2 separate regions of the Homo sapiens genome follow, and region 1 is linked to region 2. The links are chromatin loops, found by intact Hi-C in ENCODE. Cell type or tissue: mammary epithelial cell. All regions are shown on one strand. Each heading gives the region's core, and the rest is flanking DNA. Links, peaks and the distances in the headings are about the cores only.

Evidence for each region. A loop is a pair of places that touch in the nucleus more often than their neighbours do. Peaks named below come from ENCODE experiments on the same cell type or tissue, not always from the same donor. Only the 100,000 strongest peaks of a DNase experiment are listed, where the experiment ranks them.
Region 1: it touches region 2 in a loop (2.5-fold over the local background); 2 of 110 quality-filtered maps call a loop at or near these places.

What each region holds. Positions count from the first base shown.
Region 1 is chr17:52,233,993-52,236,904 of GRCh38, reverse strand. LOC105371829 (a long non-coding RNA gene) reads right to left here. Exons shown (of 3, transcript XR_934859.2): 2 at 962-1,068; 3 at 1-478. Among named protein-coding and RNA genes, the nearest start is that of CA10, 77 kb to the right of the region's middle. In mammary epithelial cell, for the core only: no CTCF peak of the experiment used is centred there; a DNase peak (open chromatin) is centred at 1,134; H3K27ac peaks cover 899 bases.
Region 2 is chr17:52,156,210-52,159,121 of GRCh38, reverse strand. It overlaps CA10 (carbonic anhydrase 10), which reads left to right and starts at 408. Exons shown (of 9, transcript NM_020178.5): 1 at 408-1,396. The coding sequence starts at 1,336. In mammary epithelial cell, for the core only: no CTCF peak of the experiment used is centred there; no DNase peak of the experiment used is centred there; H3K4me3 peaks cover 952 bases; H3K27me3 peaks cover 1,056 bases.

The DNA.
Region 1 (2,912 bases), core at 185-2,684, 78 kb before region 2:
AAAAAATAAGGCTCAGAATTACTAAGCACTCGAACAAGGTCCCATGGCTAATCATTGATAACACCAGGATTTAAACCTTTTTTTTTTCCTGAGGCCAGAAAATGCACTCTTAGTCAATATACTCTAAATAACGTGCCTCTTCCACTTGAAGACTATGATGCAATTTCCTAAGAGGCATATTTAGATGATAGGGTTACTTAGGCCCAGAATGATGGCTCACGCCTGTAATCCCAGCACTTTGGGAGGCTGAAGTGGGTGGATCACTTGAGCCCAGGAGGTCAGAACCAGCCTGGGCAATGTGATGAGACCCCATCTCTACAAAAAAATACCAAAAAATTAGCCAGGTGTAATGGAGAGTGCCTATAGTCCCAGGTACTTGGGAGGCTGAGCTGGAAGGATTGCTTGAGCCCAGGAGGTTGAGGCTGCAGTGACCCGAGATCATGGCACTGCCCTCCACTCTTGGTGATAGAATGATACCCTGTCAAAAAAAAAAAAAAGTAGATAATAGGGTTATTCAAATGTTTAATTTATTATTTATAACATTCTATCTATCCTATTATTTAAATTAATTGAGGTGTGCAAAAATGTGGGAATTGCATGTCAGGATCCTGCCTTTGTCACCAGTTTATATATTGAGACAACTTCTACCTCATGTAGCCCATCGATTACTCTGTTCTCTTTCCTATCTCTGCATCCCACTTTGTTTTTTTCTTCAAGCACCATTGGCTTTTGACACAGTTTTAGACTTCCCTCTCCAACTCAATGCTAAAGTTTACGTTTTGACATGCCTAAAGGTTTTGTCCCTTTTTGTCAAATGACACTTGTACCCTCCTTCTCCCAAATGTAGCCCCCAAATGACTCAAACTACCTGGACTTACCCTACCCAGTCTTCCCCCTAGGAAACAGGAAACTGACTATGACCAGTTATGGAATTTCAACTGATTTTACTATACTTTCATACCTTTTTTTCCTGCTTGACTGATGGGCAATAATATATGGAGATCCCACACAGGAAATGTCAAAACCCAGAAGACTCTGCCAGCATTTCAGGTCATTTTCAGTCTACAGCTAGGGCAGGCAAAACAGGGAGCCAATTACAATAAGCCAATTATAGGCCCCTGACCAAGAGCTGAGTCTGACTCAGGCTTACGACAGTGTGAAGTAAGAAGTTTAATGAGAAGTAAGAAAAACAGTTTGCTTTCTATTTTCTGGCTTTCCCTGACTGGAGACCTATTGCCTGATTCCATGTGTTCAACCATTGTAAGGCAGGGCCTGTAATGGGCTGTTTGCCATTCCCCAGGGAAGCACAACTGAGCTGAGTCTGGCATCTGTTTGCAGCTAATAAGGTCAGATTGTGAATGCCCAATCACAAGTAGAATAATAATATATGGTCACTCAAAGTGAGGGAATTAAATTCCCGTAAGTCACACCATTAAATACTAATAATAAAGCGTCAGCACCCTCTGATCTAATAATATATCTGATTCCTTAAAGAGAGTGAAAAGTAATACCTGGCAATGAGTGCTTTGGTTCATACTCCTAGTTATTTACCATACCCAGGGCGCTTGGGGGCTCTGTCCAAAGCCGTACACAGAAGTTGGAGCCCCTGACTGATAAAGTTAATATGTCTATTTGCTTCATTAAAGTAATCTAATTTTTCTTTTTAAACAAAATCCTGATTCACAAAATTTCTAATTGATCTTCCCTGCTGTGTTTGTCCCTACTGGTATTTTTTCTTTATATAAATATATGCACAAAGTAGTCTGTGTTCACAATACTGTAGCTTTTGGTTCAATTAAGCATTATCTTGTATGTTTCTGTTCTTGGCATATGCTGATACCTCTTCCTGAGACTCCTCCCTCTTTTCTGGACCTGTCAGACTCCTATTCATACTTCAGTAACCAACGTGAATGTCACTCATTTGGGAATTCCTCCCCAGCTGCTCATGTAAACCTCATCATTTCGTGTAGTGAAGATTTCTAGGCATAACCACAGTGATACTGAAAACTACTATTCTCTTTTTTACTTTATGGACAAATCTATCCAAAGCCACATGAGACTATAGTTTTCTTTGACTTTCATCAGTCTTTGATTTCATACATAGAAACCAAAGAACTTAGCATGTGCTGTTTATTACCAACTAGTAATGTTTATTACCATTTCTTCAAAATCTGTACTCTAATAACTGCCAAAACTAGAAATGATCCATCAATAGAAGATGGCATTTTAATACTCTACAAAGACACAGTTTAAACTCTCTTCCCTATTTCAAAATTTATATTTGTGTTAAAGTGAATTGAGCCCTGTATTTTCTCACTATACTGAACTAAAAGACTAAATGTTCTTCTATGTATTGAGCTAATATCCACAGGACAAATATTTCTGGTGTAATACCCATTGCTATTGACATATGGGCACACCATTACTTTAAAAAGTAAAGCATTTCCATTGCAGAATATCTCTAACATTTGATGAGTCTGTATTGATTAGTAGAACCCTGTGCTTGGTACCAAGGAGAATGTTGATGCTAGACAGGGATGTCCTCTTAGGCAAGTTTCAGTGTGAAGGGAAACTTCACATTTGCATCACAGCCTGTCTGAGATGATCAGACAAATTCACATTAGGTTGAAGGATAGAAATCCAAAATACAAATGTAAATTAACAATAGGATCTTAACTTCTTGGAACATGAAATGCTCACATTGCCAGTCTGGCGAGGAGTCAGAATTCAGGGGTGCCTCACTTAAACTCTGGGAAAGCCCAAGTAACTAGACTGTTTTTATATTCCAGATTTCATTTTTGGACAAGGTTATATTCATATCAATAATATTAATCTCTCTTAAGTCGTTTTTTTAAGATTATGACCTCTGTCTCACTATCTATTGCTGCGTAACAAACTCTCCTAAGACTCAA
Region 2 (2,912 bases), core at 258-2,757:
CCTGCCTGGGTCTCCCGCGCCGAACCCGCAGCACGAAGTTCTTTTTAAGAAGAGAAACTCGAAAATCCTGGAGGGTAACAGAGGCAGCCAGGGCGGGGCGGAGTGCGGAGGCGGCTGCCAGGGACTGGGGCCGAGGCGGCGGCCAAGGTGGCCTGAAGCTGTGACACCCAGCCTCCTCCTCCTCCTCCTCATGGCCGCGCTCAGCCTCACCTCCCCGCCCGGGCCTCCTGCCTCCGCCCCCGGGTGCCGGGCTGCGGAGCTGACGCTGGGACGCCCGGCGGCGGCGAGGACGCTCACCTGGCCAAGCCTCCTTCTCCTCCTCCCCCTCCCGCCCCCACCTGTCCTCCTCCTCTCTGAGTTGGGAAGCGTAGGGATCCGTAGGCGAGGAAATAACGACCCCTGCAGTTGTATTGCGGAAAATCTCGACAGCGGCGCTAGTTGCGGGCGATGGAAGCCAGGCAACTGGGGGTTCTGGGGAGTTCAGGAAAATAGCAGAGGAGCAGGAAGGGCGCGCGCGACCTGGAGAGTCTGTGTGCCCCCACCGCGCCCCAGTCCCCGGGGCCCAGCCCTTCCCCTCGGCGCCCTGGACGCACTGCCGGAACCCGGCTGAGAGGCTGCAGGCTGCGCGCGGACCTGGGGAGCAGGGAGGGTCGGCGGAGGCTGCCGGCGGCTGGCGGTTTCGGGCAATAATCCCTGCCTCTCTTTCTCTGTGTGTCTGCTGTGTCTGCTCCTTCCCCGCCCCCCGGAAGCAGGAGAAGAACTGCCCCGGAGCGCAGCAGCCACCCTCCGACCATGCCCCGGTGAGGGGGGCGGACTTCGAGGGCAACTTGCCGCGGACTGCCTGGGCTTAGCCAGCGAGCTACGCGCTCCCGGGAGCCCGGAATTGCACGGCGCAGCCCGGCGGGGGGCTATCGTCTATGTCTTCTTGGGGCGCCAGACGAATCGGGGTCTCGTTTTTGCTGGAAGAGCCCAGTGTTGGTGGCTTCAGGTGGCTGCTGCCGCCGCCGCCGCCGCCGCCGCTGCTAGTGCGGTTTCCGCCGCTGGTGCGAAGAGAAGAGACACGCGAGCGGGGAGACCTCCAAGGCAGCGAGGCATCGGACATGTGTCAGCACATCTGGGGCGCACATCCGTCGAGCCCGAGGGGAGATTTGCCGGAACAATTCAAACTGCGATATTGATCTTGGGGGTGACTGTCCCTGGCCGGCTGTCGGGTGGGAGTGCGAGTGTGCACTCGCTCGGAAGTGTGTGCGAGTGTGTATGTGTGTGTGCCGTGTCGGGCTCCCCCCTTCCCCCCGTTTTCCCGTCGAGTGATGCACTTGGAATGAGAATCAGAGGATGGAAATAGTCTGGGAGGTGCTTTTTCTTCTTCAAGCCAATTTCATCGTCTGCATATCAGGTACGGGACGCGCCGAAGTCACTGGCTGATTTGGATTATGTTGTGATGTCTGGGGTGTATGGGGTTTTATTGTATATAGCCGCGGGGCAGAGAGAGGGGTGGCGAGACCCTTTGAGTTCTGCGGGTTTGCCGCCTTCAGAATCAAAAATCTTCTCAGCCCAAGGGTGTGTGAATGTGTGTGTTTTGCGGGGGGGGGTGGTTAGGATCTGTGTGCAGTCCTAGAAGGGTGAAGGAAAAAGTGGTGGGGGATGAGAAAGAAGAGGCAGATGGGTGTTGATTTTCAACTGCTTTCCTGGCTGAGAACTCTGGCGCCGAAATCCGAGCCTTGGCAACAACCACCCCCATCCCCTGGCTTTCAAAGTTCCCAGACTCGGTGGTTCCTGGCTGGCAAAATGGACGCGGGGCCCTGCCCGGGTATCTAACCACTTTCAAGAGACTGCGGGAGGATGCGGGACTGGAGAGTACCAGCAGGGATCAGAGATATGTCCTCCATGCCTTACCCAAACACATCAGGACTGATTGTGATGCTTTGAAACCTGCTGACACACCCTCCTCTACCCCCCCAATTTTCTTGTTAAAGCACTACAGTGTCACAAATACCACTTTCTTTACATCACGGTGTTTTTTAATTCCCAGTAGCAAGGATGTGCTGGCTCAGACCTCTCAGTCTACTTGGGCCTGTCTGTGCTTTTAAGAGCAAACGGGATTTCAGGGTGTTGAGGTGAAAGAGGTTGGGCTTGTGGACACCTGTGCCTGAGTGTGTTAGGACGAGTTCTGGTTTTTGAGCACTGTCTTTGTTGATGCAGGGAATTGGGGTTGGGAGGAAGCTGGGAGGGAAAGGGGAAAGCCCCTGGACCAGCAGTATTCCCCAGTTCAGTGGCTCCTCCCATTGAAGGCACCCACCCCATTTCCCTTCACACCTGCCACTTAAGCACCCAAGGAAAAGCCCATTTGTAGTGCTCCCTTCTGCCTGCATTCTTCTGCAGAAGTGGGGACTCGGCCAACTTCCCATGAAGTCATCAGAAGAGGAGAGCAGGATATTGCCCCTTTGAGCAGCCACATTTAAGCAGCACTGGGGTGGAGAGACATGTTTCCTGCCTCTTCCTTCAGCCCTGTCAATCCCCTCCCTTTAAGCCAGACCTGATTCTGGATAGGAGAAAACAACCCTAGTTCTGCCCTCACCCTGGACTCTGTTCCAAATCCCAGTCTGGCTTCCAATTTTCTCCTCATAGGGAAGGAATGGGACTCTTATCCGAAATCATTCTGTGTGGGGCTTGGCTACCCTATTAAGAAATTTGTCTCTGTGATACATCAGTGAGATGTGTTGTGTACCTGGCAGACAAGAAAATGTGCCCTGGGGTCACCCCAACTCCTCTAGTGGGACTTCTATTATTCCATTCTGCATCTAGGAGTGAAAATTCTCAAGTGACTTGTAAAGGTTTATATCAGTCATATGTCCAGATATGAAGTGGGTGGCATCTCACAAGGCCATATTTTACATCTTTCTCTTCTACAT